3 separate regions of the Homo sapiens genome follow, and all the other regions are linked to region 1. Evidence: chromatin loops called from intact Hi-C (ENCODE). Cell type or tissue: heart left ventricle. All regions are shown on one strand. Region 1 overlaps SEC22C (SEC22 homolog C, vesicle trafficking protein). Region 2 overlaps ULK4 (unc-51 like kinase 4). Region 3 overlaps TRAK1 (trafficking kinesin protein 1).

The links. Hi-C counts contacts between places; a loop is a spot of excess contacts. Peaks named below come from ENCODE experiments on the same cell type or tissue, not always from the same donor. Only the 100,000 strongest peaks of a DNase experiment are listed, where the experiment ranks them.
Region 2: a loop joins it to region 1, with 6 times the contacts of the local background. A loop is called at or near these places in 19 of 110 quality-filtered maps.
Region 3: it touches region 1 in a loop (4-fold over the local background); 51 of 110 quality-filtered maps call a loop at or near these places.

What each region holds. Positions count from the first base shown.
Region 1 is chr3:42,544,317-42,552,316 of GRCh38, forward strand. It overlaps SEC22C (SEC22 homolog C, vesicle trafficking protein), which reads right to left. Exons shown (of 7, transcript NM_032970.4): 7 at 3,653-8,000. Among named protein-coding and RNA genes, the nearest start is that of VIPR1-AS1, 16 kb to the left of the region's middle. In heart left ventricle, CTCF peaks have their summits at 858, 3,309 (motif pointing left) and 3,524; DNase peaks (open chromatin) are centred at 615 and 3,325; H3K27ac peaks cover 1,355 bases.
Region 2 is chr3:41,890,851-41,898,850 of GRCh38, forward strand. ULK4 (unc-51 like kinase 4) reads right to left here. Exons shown (of 37, transcript NM_017886.4): 14 at 7,582-7,642; 15 at 5,972-6,153; 16 at 4,668-4,714. Among named protein-coding and RNA genes, the nearest start is that of ULK4, 67 kb to the right of the region's middle. In heart left ventricle, a CTCF peak has its summit at 3,341 (motif pointing right); no DNase peak of the experiment used is centred here.
Region 3 is chr3:42,225,521-42,233,520 of GRCh38, forward strand. TRAK1 (trafficking kinesin protein 1) reads left to right here. Exons shown (of 16, transcript NM_001042646.3): 16 at 1-370. Among named protein-coding and RNA genes, the nearest start is that of CCK, 37 kb to the right of the region's middle. In heart left ventricle, a CTCF peak has its summit at 4,517 (motif pointing right); no DNase peak of the experiment used is centred here.

The DNA.
Region 1 (8,000 bases):
CATATTTTCATTCAGCAAATAATTACTGTGTGCACAGTTCTAGACACTGAGGATGCAGTGGTGAACATGGCAGAGCCCTTGCCCTCATGGAACTGACCCTCTAATGGTGGAGACAGATAGTAAAAGAGAAAAGTTACAGAAAAAGAAGGCAGGATGAGGGTTAGAGTGAGGGGGGTGCTCTGTTAGTTGGGGTGGCCAGAGGGAATGACAGTGGGGCAAGAGCAGGTCATTCCCCCTCCCTGATGATCAGAGGAATTTAAACCATATGCATCAGAGCTGGGGCTCAGAGATCTTGCAGTCCAGGTCAAAACATCCAGTTCCCTGCCTCTGCAGAAGCAGCCTGGACAGTAGCTAAGGAGAACCAGGTGGCCTGGGGCCTCAGCAGGGTCTGAACTCCCCTAGGCAGGGGCTCAGGGGCTGACCAAGCAGTAAGGAGAGGATGTCTGGCTGGATATGGTGAGGCTTGTTTCTTGGGTCCCTCATTGCAGCAGTGACCCAGGCCCACAGACTCCATCTGGATGTGGAGTGTCCCCCCCGGCTGCCTCCAGCTCAATGTCCTCGGTGCCAAGTGACACAGAACAAGCAGCTCTTGAAAAGACTAATATTTACTCTTCAAACGAGAGCTGGCACAGGCTGTTTCCTGCAACTGGCGTCTGACTCGCCCTGTGGGATGGACACAACAGGAGGCACTCCGGGAGATAGGCAAATGTCCCCTCGGACGCCAGCATTCTGTATGAGACGATGTCTGTGAGATGGGGACAGCATGTTCCAAGGTTCCATTAGACACATCTCATTTCTGCCCGCACACCTCACAGTGGAGAGCTCACTGCCTCTCCAGCCCCTGCTGGACAGCTCTGTGAGAAAGTTCATTCTAATGCTGGCCCTGTGTTCCTTGCCCCGGCCCTTGCTCTGATCCCTGGGGCCTCAGGAAAAGCGCCTGGAATAACCCCCAGGGCTGGGGGAATAAAGGTCCTGGTCACCTTTATTCCTCCCACCCCGACCCGCCTCTGGCTTCACTTCCCCAGGCCCACACTCTGGGCTCTGTGGCCAGAACAGGATATTTCTGGGTTAGGAGGAAGAAATTGCCTTGAGGGCACCTCTGTCCCCCTGCAGCTGTGTTCCTTGTCCTCATGAGAGCCCTTTAGCTGAGTGCCTCATATGGGAAAGTCTTGACCAGGAAACTGCTGGTCAGACGGCTCGAATATGGGAAGGAGAGTCCCTAGTGGCTTGGGGGTCAGAACCAGCTCCCCCTGCCCACTTTCCCCTCTGGAGTCTCTCCTCTATGCTCTTCCCCACCCAAGCCCCCCATGGCTTCCAGAGCCTTCCCTGACCAATATAACCCCAGGCTTGTTTCCCCGCCCCTTCCCCCACCACTGCAGCCCTGTGCAGGCTTAAACACTCTGGCAGCATATGGGGCTTTAGAGCCCCAAAGGCCAGCCTTCTTAACCTTGTCATGTCAACTGCAGGGCTGGGCAAGGCCAGGACAAGATCTCCCAGGGGAAATGCAGGCCCACCCCATTCTCCCAGAGCTCTCATAACTGACTGCTGACACAAGCAACCCTCTTTTTAAAACAATTCCTTATTATCCCTATACCTAACTCCCAAGCTCCTGGTCCCTTGTAAGCAGCCATTCAAGTGTATTTAACATGTATCTTTTCGCATATATCCTCACAAAATATTTTATGGTCTTGTATGCATATATTTCTTATCATATAACGGTGGTTTTTCACTCAGCTCTAAGTTTTGAGGATTCATCCATGTGATGTTACATCTAAATCTGGTACATCTGCCTGCATCGTGGTGCTCCGTGGTGAGCCTGCACACTTTCTTTCCATGATGGATACACAGATTGCTTTCCACCAACACCAGTAAGTCTTCAATGAACATGTCCCCTTGAGGATCTGTATAAGAATTTTCCTGGGACAAATAACCAGAAGTCAAATTTCCACTTCACAAGGTGTGCACTCTTAACTTGGGTAAGTAGGCTGTATTAGTTTGTTTAGGCTGCCCTAACAAAGTAGCACAGTCTGGGTGGTTTAAGCAGACATTTATTTTCTCATGGGTTGGGACTTCAACATGTGAATTTTGGGGGAACAGAATTCAGCTCTTAACAGTGGCATGGCTCTGCAGATTGGCCGTGCCTCTCTACTCACTGCCACCTCGCACGAAGTCCTGCATCTCCACACTCCCTCTTGCACTTAGTGCCATAGAGCTTTGCAAGATTTGCCAAACTCATAGGTGTGAGGTGGTCTTATTGTTGTTTGAATGTGTATTAATGATTTAAAATCTCTTCATATGCTTATTAGCTTTTTACGTTTTCTCTTCTGTTAATTGTCTGCACATTTTCTAGTGGGGTTGCTCTTACTTGCTGATTTACAGGAATTTCTTCTGTTATTAATCCCTTAGTGGTTTCTGGCATCATAAATATCTCCTCCCATTCTTTTAACTTTGCCCATGAAATCCTTATTTGTATATAGTCAAATTCATCAATCATTTTGCCTTAAGGCAGTCCTTTTCCGCCACAAGCCACAAAGATAATCTTCAAGTTCTGCAACATATTCCACAGATTTTGCCGTCCACATTTGACTTAAGAAGTCCTTTTCCACCACAAGCCACAAAGATAATCTTCAAGTTCTTCAATGTATTCCACAGAATTTGCCGACCACATTTGATCCCAGCAATGTCTTGGTGCTGACTCAGCAGAGCCAGGTGGGCTCCTTAGAGCCTCTCCTCCACTAGCACTGCCCAAAGATGCTTGGCAGCTGTCAGGTAGCACTTCTGCTACCTGGGCCCCTTCAAGGGGTAGGCCCCAAGAAAAAAGAAGGCAACTCACCAGCCAGAACTTCTCATCCAGCCCTCCTGGCATAGAAGGAACATCTTTTATTCTTTGTGGGTATTGCCAAGTGGGGGACAGCCACTTGTTTCCTCCTCAGGGGAAACAGAGCTCCAAACTTTACTGTCACTGGCTCCCTAGAACAAGCCTCAGCTTCTCAACCTGAGCAAAAAAGTGGTTAAAGCAGATGGTGTCTGAAAACTATCAACTACCAAATCCCAGCACCCAATAACTCAGATGTTTATTTTGGAAGTCACTGCCTTCCTCCAAAAGATTCTGATTCAGGACAGATGGTGCAGAGACTCTTGGAGAGTGAATTCCCCAATGTGTTTAGAGGATGGTCAGGAGAGGATAGTGCATTTGCTTTCTTTCTGGGAATTTTATTAGCTGCTATAGGAACAGCCTTTGCTAAAGGCCACCTTCCCTTGGCTGGAAACCTGAGGAGGTGGCCGGCAGCTGCGCCCCCTGGTGGCCATTCTGTGGTCAGGCTGGTCCTGGGAGATGAAACTTCACCTTCACAGTAGACAAGAGCCCAAAACGCGGAGCACGGAAAGTGCCTGCTGCACATAGCAGGGCAGGGGCAGAGCCTGCAAACTGGGGAGGCCTCCCAGCCCCCAGGGCATTGTTGTGACTGCTATTTTGGTTGGGGGTTAGTACTAAAGACTATTTGAGCCCTTGCGCCTGTCTAGGCCTCACTGGACAAGATGACCTGACTTTCACTTCTTTCAACAACCCCCTCCCATTATGTCAGGCCCACATCACACTGTCTAGCAAAGGATCCATAACTCGGAATTTTTCACATAAGTGCAAAGACACATGTTAATAAACACTTTAGATTTATTCTGCCATTTCTGAAGCCACCTCATTTAATTTATACATAGGATATAAATGGCTATACATTTTTACACACTTTTATACAAGTTTAGGTTGTACTACTGAGTTTGTTAAAATGTACCCATTATTTACTCAAAATATTTATTGTTACAAGAAAACCGTAAGAAGCTTGTGTAACATGAACAGCAAGTATTGAAAACGAATATGTAAAGTAAATGGTTTTGCCCTGACTAAATCAGCCTCAGTATTTTATGCTTTTAGTAGAAAAGCCCATTAAACAAAATAGAATCCTGGGGGATCAAATCATATGAATGATTCATGAAATAACACTTCTGAAGCAACCCCAGAATCATATAAATGTAAGGGTTAAAGGTCATATGTACTAAGCATGGGTCAGAGGAATAGAATGGATTTGTTAATTTTACCCTAAATAAAAGGCGCTTGTGGGCAACAGCTCTGCCATCAATACACATGGGCAGATGTTTCCGAATCCAGCCATTCCCAGATTTCACTGACATGCCCTTTTCCACAGGCTCCCTGCTGATGAGATTTCCCCAGCAGCAGAAGTTTGACATCACTGCTCCCGGATGGGAGAATCAGAGCTCTCCTCATTTGGGTCAGGGGTGGCTGGCTCACGAGGTTTGGTCCAACCAGCAGAACCAGCTCCTTGGATCCTGGAATAAACCAAACATCAATGGTACCATGCGCTCTGTGCCCAGGGAGTGAAAGGCAGGTCCAGGGTGGGAAGAAGAGGGGCTGCTACCTTTTGGAGTGAAAAAAATGAGGTTTACACTGTAGTATAACAAAATGCCTTTTTGTAAAGGCCAGAAGAAATGGCTGTGCTGTGCTGCCTGAAGCAGAAAAACCTTCATGTACCAGGTGAATGTAAAGCCTTTCTCCTCCCACACACAATGGACTCACCCAGTATTACCCTCCACTACCACTTTTGACCCTCATAACAGCACCCTGGCGGGGGGGCAGATTGATGTTATCACCATTTACCAGATGAGGAAACTGAGGCCTGATGGGCAGTGATTTGTGCACTGCGACATAGGACTCAGTGAAGAGCCTAGCCAGCTGACGGTCAGCTGACTGGTGCACTCTTTCCCTCACCTTCTCTCTCAAGGGCACAGCTACACTCTTTCTCCACCATTATTAACACTCACAGGGCACAGGTAGAGCGTCCCCAGACCTGTGCAATATTCTACACGAAAACATTTGGAATGTGAGCAATGTCTGAACAGGGGCTTGCCAGGCACATCTGATCACCATAAATGCTCCCACCCCTGCCTGTCCTCACTTGTGCTGCACTATGCAAGCAAGCAGCAGGTTCTCAGAAGGCCACTGTCCTGCATGTCACAATGAGTGGCCAACTCCTTCACAGAACAGCAAATAGCAGCCCTGGCTACAAGGTGCAGTGTGCAACCCCCATATGCCAAGGGGCAGCTGCTATCTTCCAGCAGAGAGAGAACCCCCAGCTCTGCTCCCTACCTATGCCCTGCTTCCTGTGCCTCACACAGCCAGCCTTGCTGGCCTGCTGGCTATTGTCTCTGACTCTGAGCTGTGCTGACCACCAAGTGTTACTCCTCTCCAAGACTTGACTCCCAGGCATGGGTGGGAGAGTTGAACCTCAATGCAATCTGCTCCCACTCTGAAGCTCGTCTACCCACCCCATTTGTTACAATTAAAGATGGTTTTCTCATCCCTCCAGAGACTCCAGTTTCAGACTCTGTCTCCAGAGCTGGAATGTATAGGGCAGAGGTAGAAAGAGGCAGGAGAGTTGGAGAACAAGAGCACCTAGAAAAGAACAGAGGAGCTCAAGCTCATTTAATCAAAATGCTTAAATGTTTTAATTCCAGCATTCTCCAGAGTTCACAGAAAAGAGGGATGCAAGCCCAAAAAGCAAAAGCAGGAGCTTATGGTCACATGCCTCCAGCTGCAGGCAGTGGGGCCTCTGGTACTGAGAGGGAATGCCACCCGAATATGCCCCAGCTGTCTCCACCCAGGAAAAGGAAAGCCAGGTACACTTCTCATCACAGTAAGACTAGCCTAACAGGGGAAAACAGATTTACATGTTTCGTTCATTAGCATATTAGGGAAGGGGAAACCTTTTGGGCTCTGGCCCCGTGGTTGGGAAACCCTTCCTAAGAGCATGGAGCCACACTCTGGCCTTGATACAGTAGATGGGACTTAACACACTCTGATGCTCAAGGCCTTGCAGCATCTGATACCAGAAGGCACCTCTAAAGTTTTGTTTTCAACATTATTTCATCTATTCCCAGATCTAGTCCAGTGATGTCAGCTGCACAGGTAGCATTTAACTACTGGGAAAACAAAAGTGCTACAACAACAGTGAGTCCATGGTGGAGTGAGGATAACTCCTGGGATTTGGAACCAGTTTGCTGGTATCAAGGATCACACAAGAGGCTATAAACCTCCAACCCTGAACCAAGTCAAACCTAAGCCTGGGGATTTCCCTCGGATGAAATCACCAGAACTTCTTTCCTATTTTCAGTCTCTTCCTTCAGTGAGCTGAGGATTCTTTTAGCTAGCTGGATTTCAGTCAAACAATGTTTTTGTGGTCATTACTTGTACTGTTTTTCTAGTGCATCTTTTCCCTTTTGTTTGCAAAAGTCAATCTCACCCCATGTAGATGTTAACTGATATCCACACATTCGACCTGGTGTGGATAACATCTCTGGTAGTGCCTCGGTGGTCAGGAAGCATTACCAGGAAGGACTCATCTTCAAGGACCGTTTCTTTACTGCCTGCTGAATATGGATCATAGGCTCAGATGCCCAAAGCACCTGGGGTACAGGTCTACATGGCAACCCAATGCCACATAGGAAAAGAAAACAGTCCATTTTTAAGCCGTTCTTACCGACTTTTTTTTTTTTTTTTTTTGAGACGGAGTCTTGCTTTGTCACCAGGCTGGAGTGCAGTGGCTCGATCTCGGCTCACTGCAACCTCCACCTCCCGGGTTCAAGAGATTCTCCTGCCTCAGCCTCCTGAGTAGCTGGGGCTACAGGCACAAGCCACCGTGCCCAGCTAATTTTTGTATTTTTAGTAGAGATGGGGTTTCACCATGTTAGCCAGGATGGTCTCGATCTCTTGACCTCGTGATCTGCCCACCTCAGCTTCCCAAAGTGTTATTGACTTTTAAAGCTTTTTTGTTCTTCTCATTTAAAACATTTTACCTCCCCTCCTTAACTTCCCATTCTATTTCACCATCTCTTCAAAATTGTCTCCCAGAAAAACTGAAAATTCACCTGCTGGGTATGCAGAAAATTATGCAGATGTGAAATCAGTGTAGAGACAACTTTGGAGTTTATGTCTGAGTATGCTGCCAATATAATTTTCATATTCAGACTTTTTAGAGACAGGGTTTCACTCTGTCATGCAGGCTGGGGTGCAGTGGTGTGATTATAGCTCATGGAAGCCTCAAACTCCTGGACTCAAGGGATCCTCCTGCCTCAGACTCCCAAAGTGCTGGGATTACAGGCATGTGCCATCACATCCGGCTAATTTTTTTTTTTGTAGAGATGAATCTTACTATGTTGTCCAGGCTGGTCTCAAACTACTGGCCTCAACCGAGTCTCCTGCTTTGGCCTTCCAAAGTGCTGGGAATACAGGCATGAGCCATCATGCCTGGCCCATATCCAAATATTTTATGTTTGGTCAAAAATAGAAAATTCTATTATAAAAAATAAAGTTACTATGGCAACATTTTCCCAACATAGTTCCCAGTATATAAACTTATTTTTCTTAAAATGATAACAAGGTAGCTCAATAACAATACAATACCAGTGATAACCAAATATAATTGAATTTTTCTAAAACTACATTCTTACATTCCCTATCCACTCAACTCTTGTAATGGTTTTCCACTTTTAAAAACTATCAAAATAGGATTTTTAAAAATTTATCAAGACCACATAATGCAGTTGAACACTCAAAGTGTTCCATGCAACTGTGGTTGAACTATTCAGATTCCAGACTTCTACCAAGAACAATCCAAAGAGCAAACTCCCAAAATGACCTCCTGCGTGGTACAAAACAAGCCAGGCTGAAATTTCGGGAAACCTAAGGGATCTTATCCAGAACCATATTTTGGAAAACTGTGATCAATCAATTTTTTGACAGTGAAAGAGAGTAACTTTCCAGAGTATGTGTTAATTATATCTCTATCAAGCTTTAAAAAGTTAACAGATACTTAACTCTTGTTCATAAAAAATGAGGCCCTCAAGCTAATTAAGATGACTGGGAAAGGTGCAGAGGAGTAATTAATTTTGGAGGCGCTCTGGGAACAGGTACACAGGGTACAGTAGTCATC
Region 2 (8,000 bases), 650 kb before region 1:
GAAGGGATGCGGGGAAGAAAGGGACAGAAGGGGGAAGGAAGGGACGGGAGGGGGAAAGAAGGGACGGGAGGGGGAAAGAAGGGACGGGAGCGGGGAAAGAAGGGACGGGAGGGGGAAAGAAGGGACGGGAGGGGGAAAGAAGGGACGGGAGGGGGAAAGAAGGGACGGGAGGGGGAAAGAAGGGACGGGAGGGGGAAAGAAGGGACGGGAGGGGGGAAGGAAGGGACGGGAGGGGGAAAGAAGGGACGGGAGGGGGGAAGGAAGGGACGGGAGCGGGGAAGGAAGGGACGGGAGCGGGGAAGGAAGGGACGGGAGGGGGAAGGAAGGGACAGGAGGGGGAAAGAAGGGATGGGAGCGGGGAAAGAAGGGACGGGAGGGGGAAGGAAGGGACGGGAGCGGGGAAGGAAGGGACGGGAGCGGGGAAGGAAGGGACGGGAGCGGGGAAGGAAGGGACGGGAGCGGGGAAGGAAGGGACGGGACAAGACGGGACTGGAGGGAGGGAGGGAGGGAGGGAGGCAGGCAGGCAGGCAGGAAGGAGCAAATTAGTAAAAAGAGATTCCTAGAGACAATCTAGTAAAATTTACAGGCCTGAAATGAAAAGAAAAGCTAACTCAAACAAGTCACACAGAAGAGGGAAAAAAAAAAAAAAGGTAAGGTTTACCCACAAGTCCTACAGAACTACAGTTAGTACAAGGAAGAGAGCTCAAACTCCAAAGCATGGCACAGAGGTAAGCCACTGAGAGGCCTTCTTGAAAACAAACAAAAAATACTAACAGCCAGGCGCGGTGGCTCATGCCTATAATCCCAGCACTTTGGGAGGCCAGAGCAGGTGGATCACCTGAGATCAGGAGTTGGAGACCATCTGGCCAACACGGTAAAACCTCATCTCTACAAAAATACAAAAATTAGCCGGGCATGATGGCAGGTGCCTATAATCCCAGCTACTCGGGAGGCTGAAGCAGAAGAATCACTTGAACCCGGGAGGCAGAGGTTGCAGTGAGCTGAGATTGTGCCACTGCACTCCAGCCTGAGTGACTGAGCGAGACTCCGTCTCAAACAAACAAAAAAAAACCTACCAAATGATAAAATCTAATCAACCAAGAGAAGAACTACAGCAAAGAAACAGGAAAACTATGTTTTTAATTAAAAAATTTATGATGGATGAGCATTTACTTTACCTTATTCAAGTATAAAACTCTTATTTGAAAAATAGAAAAATTCCTCCTAAATTCATATCTCAAAAAGGCACTTGCCACAGTAAAAAGCAACCTATGTAATGAGAGAAGATATTTGCAATCATTTATCTGACAAGGGGTTAATATCTAGAATATATAAAAAATACCTACAACTCAACAACATAAAACTCAGTTCAAAAATTGGCAAATGACTTGACTAGATCTTTCTCCAAAGAAGATATACAAATAGCCAACAATCACACGAAAAGATGTTCAACATCACTAGTCACAAAATACAAATCAAAACTGTAAGATACTACTTCACACCCATCAGGATAGCTGTTAGCAAAAAACAAAAACAGAAAACACTAATGTTCACAGCAGCATTGTTCACAATAGCCAAAAGATATAAACAAGCCAGTGCCCAACAACAGATGAAAAGATAAACAAAATGTAGTATATGCATACAACGGAATATTATTCAGCCTTAAAAAGGAATGAAATGCTGACACATGTTAGTTATAACATGGATGAACCTTGCAAATGAAACCAGCCCAATTGTCCTATAGAACTGATGTTTACAGTCTTTTAAAATAAACGTAGAAATTGACCCTCCCAGTCTTAAAACTTGAGGAAGTTACATTTGTCTTATCTGAGTTCCTTTCTTGGGAAACCAACCATCAGGCCTCCCAGATAGTTATCAAGGAACTGAAACTTACCAAATCACCATATCTGGACCATAAGACACCAGACCCCCTCACCCATTACAATTGCCTAACCAACTACCTGCTTCCTGTTGACCAATTCCTCTTCCTCACCCTTCCTTGATTCCTGTTTTCCCATACATGGTTATATTTCTTCCCTGCTAAATACATCCCTGGTTTTAGTCAGTTGAGGAGACAAATTTGAGACTGATCTCCCATCTCCTTAGCTGCAGCACCCAATTGAAGCCTTCTTCCCTAGCAACACTCATTGTCTCCGTGATTGGCTTTCTGTGCTGTGAGCAACAGGACTTAAACCAAACCCCTTGATATTTCAGTAGCAATATGAGGTACTCACCATAAGCAAATTCACAAAGATAGAATAAGTAGAGTATAGGTTACCAGGACTGGGGAAGGAAAGGGGAAGTTACTGTTTAATGGGTAAAGAGCTTCTGTTTAAGATGATGAAAAAGTTTTGGAAATGAATAGTGGTGATGGTTATACAACAATGAGAATGAACTAAATGCCATTATATACATAAAAATGGCTAAAATGGAATATTTTAAATTATGCATAATTTACAATTAACAAATTTTTTAAATTACAGTATTACACTATTACTATATGTGAATTATACCTCAAAGTTGACTGGCAAGGATAAAAGGATATACAATTTGATAAATACTCAATGTTGGAAGTTCTAACAAAAGGCATTTTAAACACATTGACTGGGATTATATATTGATACAATTTTTTTAAGAGTATTTCAGCAATTTTTCAGAAGTCACAAAAATATTTACTGCCTTCTATCCATCTGTTCTAATTCTACAAATCTTCCCTAAAGAGAAAAAGAAAAAGCAGGCACAAAGATTTATTCTCAAAAATGTTCATCAAAATATTATTTACAACATTATAATACTATCCAAAAATAGTAAATAAAATGATCAGATATTCACAACATATAAAAAGTTTATCTTAAGTATTATGTATTTTATTTTTAAATGTTAATAATAACATTTACAATACGTAATATATATGTTACAGGGGAAAACAAACATAAAATTATATCATGTGATTCTAATTTTTTATATACAAAACAAAACTAAAGAATAAATATATCTACGTCAATAATAATTATCTCCCAGACTAAGTTAAGGACCCTTTATCATATGCTGTCAAGGTAATATAACCTGAGGTCAGAGAAAACGTCGCTGGAAGTGGCTTTGAATGGAGAAAGAATAAAAGAGGATTCCTACCAGAGAACTTGTCTACCTCAGTATCACTTTATTCAAATTAAAACTGTTTTACAATCAAACTTCAATTTTTAAAAGTGGGGGAAAAAAACAGTATGTGTGAATTTTGGTATCCAAGGGGATACTAAAACCAATCTCCGGGCTGATACAGAAGGATGACTGTACTTGGAAATGATCTGGAATGTCTGTTTTAAAATGTCAGCAGGGGGCACCCCATTCAAGGATATAACACATTTTAAATAAAGGTGTTTAAATAAGTATTTCATTGATTCATTTTTAATGAGCATACCATGAGCCTTCTCAAAGTATTAAATACTCAACCATTACCTAAAAATCCTACTTTTTATTACCAGATTTTACTTTGGGAGAGTAACATTAGAAGATGTATAGTAAGAACTACCCTTATTATTAAGCATTTTCTAAACTTCTATTGGTTCACCCATATTTCACCAACATAGAAGAATAATTATTATCATACCAGTGCCACAATCCACAAAATCCTTTCGCCTCCATTTTTTCATGTGCCTGTCCTAACAATCATGAGATAAGCAAGCTTGATGATAATAACTACAACTTCTACAACCCCAACCCCATTGTAAATGAAATACCCACTAAGAATCAGGCACTATACAAGGTATCTCATATATTTACCTCATTCAAAGTTGAATAATTACCAAAAATCTATGAAGCAGTTATCCCATCCCAATTTTACAGATGAGGAAACTGAGGCTCAGCAATTAAAGTACTTGGCCCAGAAAGCTGATCTTTGATCCACACCCAGGTCTGTCTGAATCCTAAACCTATGCCATTTCCTTGTCCCACCCACAGTCCCCAGGAAGCAGAGATTGAGAAAAAGATAATCATTTGGCCAAGTCTTATTGGCAAACAGAACCCAGAGCCTTCTAACACTTGATCTACTGTGCTCTCCACCTGGTATGTTGCTTCTGTAAAAAGCAAGGACACTTCCTTCCATCGGGAGTTTATAAATCATAATCCCATTAGATTGTAAATAACATCTAGGGAAGCTATGTGCTACATGAGGGAAAGATAAGGGTGGCCAAGGGAAACTTCGAGGAAGTATAACTAAATTAATACACAGGGATCAGGGTTTAAGTATTTTATAATCAATACTCAAAACAGTAACAGTTAGCCAGGCACAGTGGCTCACACCTGTAATCCTAACACTTTGGGAGTCAGAGATGGGAGAATCACTTGAGCCCAGGAGTTCAAAACCAGCCTGTGCAACATAGTGAGAGACCTTGTCTCTAAGAAAATAAAAAAACAATAACAGTTAATAAAGTTTCCAGGAGTACCTTAGATAATCCCAGAATTGTATTTGTAATATTAGGAGAAGGGCTATTTTTAATATTCTAAAATTTATCATTGGAATGCCCATAAAAATTGCCTATGAGTAGAGTCATCATTACATCAGAATAATTTATGATAATTATTTAGGACTCTGCTTTTGATAAATATGTGCTCTGTAACTACTTAATAAAGTCATGAAAAATAATTTTTAAAATATAAACGTTACTTACATATCCCAGTTTGGAGCTATCCGCAAATGCTGGATTAGCAATTGGAACTAGAATAAGAAATTTAAGTGTAAAGAAAAGAAAAAATTAAAATGTTTAAGTCACAAAACACAGAAAATGACAGCAAAGTTAACAGCTCAGGACTTTATACAAAGGAAATTTACACTGTACACCAAAAATGGTATTTACTAAATTACAAAGGCACTAGTATACGAATAAGATTAAAATAAAAACTAAGAACAGTATTTTTAGTTTCTCCTACCACTTTATATTCGCTAAATGACTGCCCTTACCTGATAGACACACACCAACTATCAAAAAAAGTAACCTTAATACTATCCTGGAAGCAAATGAACTTAAATTTTTTCAAGCCAATTCCCAAATGAGGGACCACTATAGAAAACACCTCCGAACCACTGTAATTCCTCTCTGAGGATGACTTCAAAAACTCTGCCAATCGATGCTTAAACATGAGCCAAAAGAAACAAAAACCAAAAAAACTCTGACAAATTCCCTTGAGCTTACCAACAGACCAAGACAGTCCAAAAAGTAATATTCCCAGGGGAAGAGGAAAAAAATGTCTTAGAGGATTGATGTCTTCCTTCAATGTCACATCAGAAACCCTGCAGTTTACCAGATGACCCAGTAAAGGAACCGACACCCCCGACCCATTCCACATGGGGAGTTCATTCCAGTCACTAATGAGAAGGTAAAAGGTCTGTCTTATGATATCACTTTTTTTTTATTTTTATTTTTTGAGATGGAGTTTCACTTTTTTTGCCCAGGCTGGAGTGCTGTGGTGCGATCTCAGCTCACTGCAACCTCTGCCTCCCGGGTTCAAGTGATTCTCCTGCCTCAGCCTCCCAAGTAGCTGGGATTACAGGAGTGCACTGCCACACCCAGCTAATTTTGTACTTTTAGTAGAGACAGGGTTTCACCATGTTGGCCAGGCTGGTTTCGAACTCCTGACCTCAGGTGATCCACCCACCTTGGCCTCCCAAAGTGCTGGGATTACAGGCATGAGCCACTACGCCCAGCCTGATTTCAGATTTTTTTTTAAATCTTACAAGTTAACATAAAATGGAAACCTGAGTATTACAAACAAACAAACAAAATAAGTTCAAAATCACCATCTACTGTCATCTACTTTAGGACCTAAGGATTAAGCAGAGGATAATTTTCATAAACCTAAAATCGTGATAAATCAGTTTTTTTGTGGTAGTTAAATCAAATTGTTATTTTAGCACTTGTTTGAGCCTCTATAAAAACACAAATTAAAATGCATAAGGCATGTCACACAGGCTTACCAGGGGGGAATGGAGGAGCCTGGTGGCCACCTCCTGGTGACCAGCCACCACGCACAAATAGCAAAGGAGATTCAGCTTGGCTCGGGAGGCCCCCATGCTCTTCTCAGTGGAGTCGATCTGCGAGCACACTTGTTGCAAAAAGTCATTCCAATCTTGATCTTTCAGAAATAATAACTTATCCACTGCGATGGAAAGAAAATAATAAAAGTACATATGATGAGAAAAAGAACTGCTGGAAACATTACATAAGAAATAAACACAGAATTACGACAGCTAAGATGAGGACAAACATTACACTGTCAAAACCAAAAATACTCCAAAGATGACACTATTTTTATTCGTCCTTCTATATTCCTAATCTCTTTATCTATCCACGGAAACTTTTTAACCACTTCAATGGAAAACTATACTTTCAAATAAAGCAGATGTCTAAAGCAGAACTGTCCCACAACCTACACTATAACAAAATGCAAAGTTCAATACAACTGGAGTAAAAGACAAAAGAGCCTTTGTATAAATAAATCAACTCTCAAATATTGAGAAAAGCACAAATCCTACAGTTCTTAAAAAGTTCCAATAAAATTATTGTAAAAAAAATAACGAGAATAACATGATAGCTAAAAATCACCTGAAATTCCTACCTCCAAATCCCTATACAAAAAAAAGGCAAAATCTAGGAAATGTGATACCCCCTAAAATTAACATATTTTTGGCTGATCTCTATCTTTAGACAAAATAAATTGTAAATATAATCTCCTAAATAACTCAAAGAAGAAAAGGGAAATAGTATTTCCAGGTGATAATTCTCTAGGTTTGCGTAAATAGTCCTACTTGGCACTGAAAGCACTATTAATAATACTTTGCTTCACTTGGCCTTTCAAAAACGTCCTTCTACACAGTTTCTTTTTTGTTTTTATCAGTAATTAAGTTGACCAATATAAACCCTTAGCTGGTTTATTTAAACCTAAATATATTTTAAATTTACTTCAAATCATAGATTCTACTCTAGCCACGATGAATAATTTTCCCCAAATCGAGTTTAACAGCTTAAAATATAATTTGTTAAACGAAAAAACCAATTTAAGGTATGTAAAAATTTCTGATGGTCACCCTAAATAAGACTTTCATTAGCTCAACAGAAATGTAATAATTATCCCTTAAGTATCTCCACTCCCACACCACCTCCACAGTCATGAACCACCTAGTCCCATTCTCAAATGTCCTGGTCCCTCTAATAGAATCCCAATCCTTCATTGTTGTCCCCAACCCTGTGCACCTATACCAGCCATAAATGGTGGAAATTCAACCAGCTCTAAGGGAAGGGAGGAGAAGACCTCCCACCCACTCTACAGGAAAACTTGCCCAGATCTACAGGAACCTCCCCACCCACAATAGGACTGGGCAGCCCAGACTCAGCTAAGAAATGTCAACAGCTGGCACAAATGAATTACAGATTGTTTACAATTCGTGTAACACTGCCCCAAGAATATAGCCAATTGTCAAGACAAAATAAATTTAGTTATTCACATATATTCTATTTGCAAATAAATTTCATATTTGTATCTGTATACAAAGAGTCTACATGTTCGATAAGTCCTTTATGATCCTACCTGAATATGTTGGTAGATGCAATATTTTTGCATCAAATTTAACTGGTGGCTGTTTCATTATCTGTGGTTTAAAAAAAAAGAAAGCTTTTGAGACAATTTTTAAGATGGATATCTGTCTCCTTATATGTCCCTTATGTCAGATAATAAATCAATGAGGACAAAAAAAGAATGTGCAAAATTTGTTACCAAAAAGAATAAGAACAATGACTTTTCGGATTAAAACACACAAATATAGATAATATTTTTTATAATCATTTCAATTGATATCTGTAATAAAATAAAGCTTCATAGAAAACATTCACTCCTATCTTGGCTTACTTTTTAGCTAATTTACCTCTAATTAGAAATTCAGTCATTCAACAAATATCTATTGGGTACCTGCCAAGGTAAGGCTCTATGCCAAGTGCTAATGGGGATAC
Region 3 (8,000 bases), 320 kb before region 1:
AGAATAACAAAGGAATATGAAAACCATGGACTGAATGGACCATTTTATGTATTCAGAGAGAGAAGCCACTCATCATTGCCAGAAATACCATGTAAAAATTGGCAGTTCAGAGGTTGCAATACTTAGTATAGTAAATAAATAAACGGTCAACATTGTGCAACCACTACCAAAAAGTGTGTTGTAATGCATCAAAAATCAACACAATTTTATTCACTAATGAGTATCAATAAAATAAGTTCAAATGATGGAAACCACACTGGTATTCTGATTTGTATTTTGTTTTTATCTTTTCATCAAGGAGACGATCTCTTTATGTAAGACTTGAAAGTGTTTAGCTCTTTGCAAAATTAAATGAAAGGCATATACTTCACATACTGTTACATGCCTTCTTTCTTTCAACATGATATCATACCTTAGACAACTTTCCAGTCAGACTCTGAAGATGTCCCTCACTTTTCAGGGCTGTGTACTATTCCACTGTGTGCATACACCTGCTGTGAATTATACATACCTTTATGAACCATCCCTTACAGATGGTCACTGGGATAATTCTTTTTTTTTTTTTTTTTGTGGAGACAGGATCTCACTCCATTGCCCAGGCTGCAGTACAGTGGCACGAACATGGCTTACTGCAGCCTTGACCTCCTGGGCTCAAGTAATCCTCCTGCCTCAGCCTCCCAAGTAGCTGGGATCACAGGTGTGTGCCACCATGCACAGCTAATTTTTATTTTGTATTCTTTGTAGAGGTGGGGGTCTCACCGTGTTGCTCATGCTCTTCTTGAAGTCCTGGGCTCAAGCAATCCTCCTGCCTCAGCCTCCCAAAGCACCGAGATTACAGGTGTGAGCCACTGTGCCTGGTGTCACTGGGTTAATTCTAATCTTTTGCTATCACGGTACTGTAATGAAAAAACCTTACATATATGCAATTGTCCACATATGTGAGTACATCTGTGAAATAAATTCCTGGATGGTTATTGCCAAATTGCCTTCCATAGAGTTAAGAGACAACCAAGGACAGTGGAGGTCCACCAGATGGAGAATTGTGAGAAGAACAAAAGAAAAAAATAAATATTCTGCCACCTCAATATTTGAAAGCAGTGAGATTATGCAAATAAACACTGTGGTAGGATGTGGCATCATGGATTTTAAGTCAGGTGCTAACCATTTGGCAGTGGTGTGACCTTGGGCAAGCCACTTACCCTCTTTAGGTCCTCCATTTTTTTTTTTTTTAAACCTGTGACATGAAAACAGTAATGCACCTTAGAGTTAATTAGTTGAGTCAATGTATTTTGAGCACCTACCATGTGCCAGGCATTTAAGTACTGGGGACGAATAAGTGAGCCAGTTTCTGCTGTCACGGAGTGTACAATCTAGAGAGAACAACACCAAGTGTAGAATAACAAGGGCTGTGCAGAGAATTAAAACAGGGTGGTGTGAAGGAGTGGGTGGCTGCTTTGGATTGGACAGTAAGAGAAAGCCACTCCAGGGAGGGGTACTTGAGTGAAGCATGTGAGATCTGGCACAAGAGCATTTCCGCAGAGAGAGCAGCTGGTGTAAAGGCCCGGAGGCAGAAAAGCACTTTGGTGCGTTCGAAGAACTAAGAGAAGGCCTGTGTGGTAGTGGGCTGGTAGGATCGAGGGAGCGTGGTGGTAGCAGAAATTATGGTGCTCACCAAATGATTCATCAGATCCCCATTTCCCAGCCATTGCAGTCGAGCAGGTCACATGATTAGTGGCTGGCCAATGGGCAATAAGCAGAGAAAAACCCGTGCATGACTCTGTGCTCCTCTCTTCCTGTGTGTTAAACCCTCAGGTCACGTATTGAAGTGCTGGAGTCTCCACCATCCTGAGTCTCCAAGTATGTGGACCAGAGCTTCCTGCCAACCTATTTGACATGTAACCTGATGGAGAAATAAACTTTGTTGTTAAGCCAGTAAGATTTTTTGATAGTGCCTTAGAATCCCAGGTATAGGGCCCAGGTATCTGTGTTTTAACAAGCCCTCAAGGTGATTCTGGTGTGCACCATAGTTTGAGACCCACTGCACTAGACCAGGTGGAGTTTGGGTGGGAGTTCTGCTGTGGGACGCAAATTCCCCTTTCCAGTCTCTCCTTGTCTCAGGGGCTCTAAGAAGGTCAGATAGCCGCAGCCCATCTTAATTGAAAGGAAGAGAGAGAGAGTGGGTGGGCAGGGAAAGCTTTGAGGTAAGGTGACCCTGTATCTGGGTTTCCAGGATTTGCCAAGTGGGGAAGGCATTCCAAGCAGAGGAAGGATGGAAAGGGGATCCTAGAATGCATTCCTCTATGCCCTTCCTTACAGTAGAAGGAAGGTGAATGACAAATACAGAAGGGACAATAGAATTAGAAAAACTACCATTTCACTGGGTGTAGTGGCTCATGCCAGTAATCCCAGCACTTTGGGAGGCCGAGACGGGCGGATCACCTGAGGTTGGGAGTTCAAGACCAGCCTGACCAACATGGAGAAACCCCGTCTCTACTAAAAATACAAAATTAGCCGGGCACGGTGGCGCATGCCTGTAATCCCAGCTACACGGGAAGCTAAGGCAGGAGAATCGCTTGAACCCGGGAGGCCGAGGTTGCGGTGGGCCGAGATCGTGCCATTGCACTCCAGAACAAGAGCGAAACTCCGTTTCAAAAAAAAAGAACAACCACCGTTTTGAAACCATAATACTAACTAATTCAGACAACAATGGATATTGAAACCATTGGGTAAAAATTCGTTAGGCAGCAGAATATTTACACCCATTGTATCTTCCCACAGAATGCTTATTACTTACAAAGGGGGGACAATATCTTTGCAGTGGATAACTCTGTGGTACGCCACTTTAAACAAGTCGTAAAATTTAACATTACCCAAAATGGGACAAACTGCTATAAGACATCACCTGTTATGAGATGTACTGGGAGAGACACACATCATGCTGTGCTGTTCCTGCCACAAATGCAAAACCTGAACCATGTGGTTGACATTTTGAGGGACATTTATTATTTTGTAAAACAATGTACCTATCCCTTTAAAAATTGTCAGTTTCATGACAAAGACTAAGGAACTGTTCCAGATTAAAGGAGAATAAAGAGACAAGGCAACGAATGCAGTTCATGATCTGAATGGGATACTGGAGTGGGAAAAAATGCTATAAAAGACAGTGTTGGGACAACCAGAAATTTGAATATATAGCATGTATTTTTAAAATTGTATCAATATAAAATTTACTGAGATTGATAATTGCACTGTGTATATGTAAGGGCATGTCCTATTTCCTAGGAGCTAAAGGATTAAGATAAAGGGGCTTGGTGTCTGCAAGTCACTTTGAAGTGTTTTCGGAAAAAGTAAAGAATAAACTTAAATAATAAAAAGGTGTGGGAGCAAAAAGAGTTCATCTCAAAAGATGGGAAGCCCTCTAATGCCCTCTACTGATAGATGTTTTGTAAACCCTAGAAGGCATTCTTCTGTCTCATGTGTGACGGGAGGATGTTCAAGGTGGTTTGGTGCATCGTCCCTGTTCTATGCCGAATTTCTTCATGTGTATCCCAAGCCCTTCTCCCAGCCCAGGAAGTTCAAAAGAGGACGTCATGGCCTAAGGGAGAAGTTGTCAAAGAGGCATTTGGTGAGACCAGAAAACAAAGATAATAAAATTCCTGGTTTTCAAACATGAAAGGAAGGAAGGACAAAGCTGAGTACATGTTTTGGTGTGAGACCAAAAGATTTAGAAGGAAACTTGTGGAGCCAGTTTTTCTCTCTCTCTCTTTAAAAAAATATATATATATATATATATTTAAAAATTTTTAAATCATCAAGTTGGTGAAACAGTTTCTCTTTTTACTGCTTACTCCTCCTGTGCTACTCCTGCTTGCCAAACACAAAGGACAAGGACTTCATGCAGATTCTCCAGGCCGTGGGAGTTGGAAGGGATGCCAGCGTTCAACCGGTGTGGGAGCCTTTGTCCTTTCCCCATCTGTGGGCCACATCCAAGGTTATAGGAGAAGCCCCTGATGAGTTTGGGGCTCCAAGGACAGATGAGCTCATTTGGCAGGGGTCCTGGGGAAGTAAGGATGTTCCAGAGCCCCTCCCCAGCAACTCACCCCATCACAGGGCAGGGACCACATGGGGCAGTGAGGAAGTAGAAGTGCCAGCAGATACGTCTCAGTGGAGAAGTCCCAGGAGATCCTGAAGTACCTGGCCCCAGACAGATGTGGGAATCATTCCACACACTGCCTGGGAGCAGAGAGGCAGGTATGTCCTGAAGAGCCTTGCCAACAGGACAAAGGAAGTGGACACCAGCCTCCCCCGCAGCTCTGGCCAGTGCCAGCACCCAGAACCTAGATGCCACCTGGGGAGAAGTTGGTGGAGGAAGAAAGTCATGCTGAATTACCTGAGTCAATTGAGAGCTTATAATAGGGATTAAGTCGAGATTTAGAAAAAAATGAAATTTTTTGTGCATCTGAGCTCACGGCTCAAAAACATCATATCCTAAAAGGAATTCTTTTTCTGTAGCCAGCAGAGGGCACTTGGAGACAGCAAAAGACCTGAAGAAACCGCCCTAATCCAATCACAAGATCAGATGGGTTTGCTTTTCCCTGGAAAGTAGTTCAGGGCGGGCAACTCTGCCTCCTGGAACCCCCAACATCCTCACTGTAAACAGAGTGCTTGTTTCTGGGGTGCAAGTTGAGAGGAAATGGCCAGGAAGAAGGCCTGGCCCCTCACATTCCAGAGCCCCTCCTTGGGACCAGGAGTCTGACGTCCCTTCTGGAGCTTCAGTGGATTCTCGGGGCTGCTGTGGTTGGCGGAGGGCGGGGGGGTGGTGGAGGGGGGAAAGGCGGGTGGGTAGGGGTGCCATGCCAGATCCCCAAGGACTCCTTAGGTGGAGGAGTCTTCCCTCCTGAGCCTGGGTTCCTCCGTCCCACTCTTCGTCTCAAGATGTCCTGAGTCCTCCCTCAGTGTGACTCAGTTCCATGCTGCTCTGGGAATCCAGAGAGGAACCGACACAGTCCCAGCCCTTGAAAGGGGCTCCGTCTGCGCAGGCAGCAGAAGTGGTCATGATGACAGTGGAGGGAGTCCCTCTGCTTGGGGTCTCAGAAGCCACTTGAAGAAGGCATGAGCATGGTCTCAGTTCTCCAGGGGAACTGGAGGGAGGCATTCCAGAACAAGAGGACAGCGTGTGCACAGGCTTGGGGTGCAAGTGAAGAAATTAATCATAGAATGAGGAGGAGGCCACCTTGCCTATCATCCTGCTGCACCAGGAAGTAGAAAGACATTTTTAAAAAGTTTACAAAACGTATTCTGTATTAGAGTGCTTCCCACCTTATGAAATCAACCCGCTCCTTTCTAATGCATCTTCTTTTTAGAAAATGTTTTCTTTGCTTTTTTTTTCTGAAAACATCCGAAAGTAAGAGCCTTTCCTCCGTACTACTTTAGCCTGTAGTTCCTAAGTTCTATAAAGCCACAGCACGATGACTGAATCCAGGGTTAAAGGAAATGTTTGCTTGGCAGTACTTGGGCATTCACCATGCCAAATGCCCAAAGTTCAGGCTGATCCTGCTCTGAAGTCCCAAAGAATTGAAAACCAGTGAGAGAAATCCAGGCCTTTAGCTTAGACCAGCAGCCTCCAGGACCAGCAGCGCTGAGGCTCAGCAATGCCTGTACATCGATGTGACAAGATTCAGGGGAAAAAAGTAAGAGAGGGAACCTAGGGCCCCCCAAGAGCAGGGAAGGGCAGAATCCAGCAGGGTTTCCAAGGGCCAGGCAGCTGGTAGCAGTGGGGACCATTGATAGAGGAGATTCTCAAGTGACAGGCAAAGGCTTAAGTACTTCTTTTCAAAAAAGAAAGAACAGTGATGTATTGTTCTCCCACACCTCAATTGCATAAACTCATAGTCCTCCCTGGGGCCTCTATTAAGTCACCTGTGACACTAAGGACCAGAGTAGCAGCAGTAGCCTTGGACCCCGACTCTCCTGTTTGCATGATTTCCAGCCAATGGTGGCCTTTGCCACCCTTGGGCCACTAGCCTATGACTGGAGAAGAAATTGTACTGTGTGTTTAGCTGTTCCAGAGTTCTGCAGAAACTGTGGAAGTGACCCACCAAAGAAAGTGGAGTTGCCTGGCTCAGGAACCCAGTATGTAAGCACCCCCAACCCCACCAGTTGTAGTCCTGGCTCTGGTCCCCCTCTGCTGCTGCCCTCTCAAGGCTCGAGTCCTGACCCAGAGTGACTGTTCACAGGGGTGAAGGGCAGTTAATCTGGTGTAAATAGCCAGCCACATCTCTGGGACTTTACGGATGCATAGAACCATACTTCTCAAATCTTAGTGGTGAAAGACTGGTGTGTTGTTTTTTAAAATTTGTATCATCTGTCCATCATGGGCCAATATTTTTATAAAATACAATAATAAAGAATTTCAGGAAAAATAAAATACATCCAAAGAAGTATAAAATACAAGCCAAAATTTTAAAATATTAGTTTCAACAGACATTAAATTACCTTTCAAAGCCAGGCACAGTGGCTCACACCTGTAATCCCAGCACTTTTGGGAGGCCAAGGCTGGTGGATCACCTAAGGTCAGGGAATTTGAGACCAGCCTGACCAACATTGTGAAACCTTGTCTCTACTAAAAATACAAAATTAGCCGGGCCTGGTAGCGTATGCCTGTAATCTCAGCTACTTGGGAGGCTGAGGCAGGAGAATCGCTTGAACCTGGGAGGCAGAGGTTGCAGTGAGTGAGATTGTGCCATTGTGCTCCAGTCTGGGCAATAAGAGTGAAACTCCGTCTCAAAAAAAAAAAAAAATTACCTTTTAAAAATATGAGAACAAACAGGGAAATATAAAAGAATTATGAGGTTAGTACGTATTATTCATTGAAAGTGTACCTAGAGCATTTAATACAGATTCACTATTATACTCCTGTCATTCTGCAGTTATAACTAAACAAAAAGTTACAAGTGAAGCCGTGATTTTTTATATTACATACATACTCTCACTTTGAATATATATCAATATTGAAGTTTTATTTTTTCTTTTATTTTCTTTTTTAATTATAGCAAATATTGCCTGATACAATATTCAAGTTTTTAATGTGATAAATGAGGATTGGATTCTTTTAATTTATCTCAGCTAGTTCAGATTAACAATAGTGTTATTTGCAGGGGATAACATATAAGCTTGTGTTTTCTTTTAATAACACTCACAATAGAGAAACCAGCCTCAGAGAGAGATGTTGGTTGGAAAGGAAGATAAGACATTTAAAGTAATTTTTTGGCCAAAATTTTTCTATGAGGCTTTGTTTTACAATCTGTAAAGTCTGGCTAACAAATGAACAATACAAATTTTATATCTCCAACTTAGATAATAATATTAAACTATAAATTTTTAAAAACTTGATTAGAATTAACTTGATGGTAAAAGTAACAAGTTAGAAAAATAAAGAAATGCTTGGGCAGGCGCAGTAGCTCACGCCTGTAATCCCAGCACTTTGGGAGGCCAAGACGGGCGGATCACCTGAGGTCAGGAGTTCGAGACCAGCCTGGCCAAAATGGCAAAACCCCGTCTCTACTAAAAATACAAAAATTAGCCGGGTCTGATGGTGGGCGCCTGTAATCCTAGCTACTCAGGAGGCTGAGGCAGGAGAATCGCTTGAACCCTGGAGGTGGAGGTTGCAGTGAGCAGAGATCGCGCCACTGTACTCCAGCCTGGGAAACAGGGCGAGACTCAGTCTCAAAAAAAAAAAAAAAAGAAAAAAAAGAAATGCTTACATTTGCTCAGATTTTTATATGCTTTTGACTTACGGTTGACAAACTAACCTTAAAATCTCATGGGTTGTAATGTGGTCCTCCTGCCTGTGGTCAGTTTGCTGCCTGTCCACCCAAAACTCACCATTAGAGTGCAATGACACTTGAATGGTCCACACCATTGGCATGTACTTGGACAACGTGGCAATGCAAATTGCTTGAAAAGTAACCATTTACTCTCAGTTTCTGTTCTTATTTCAT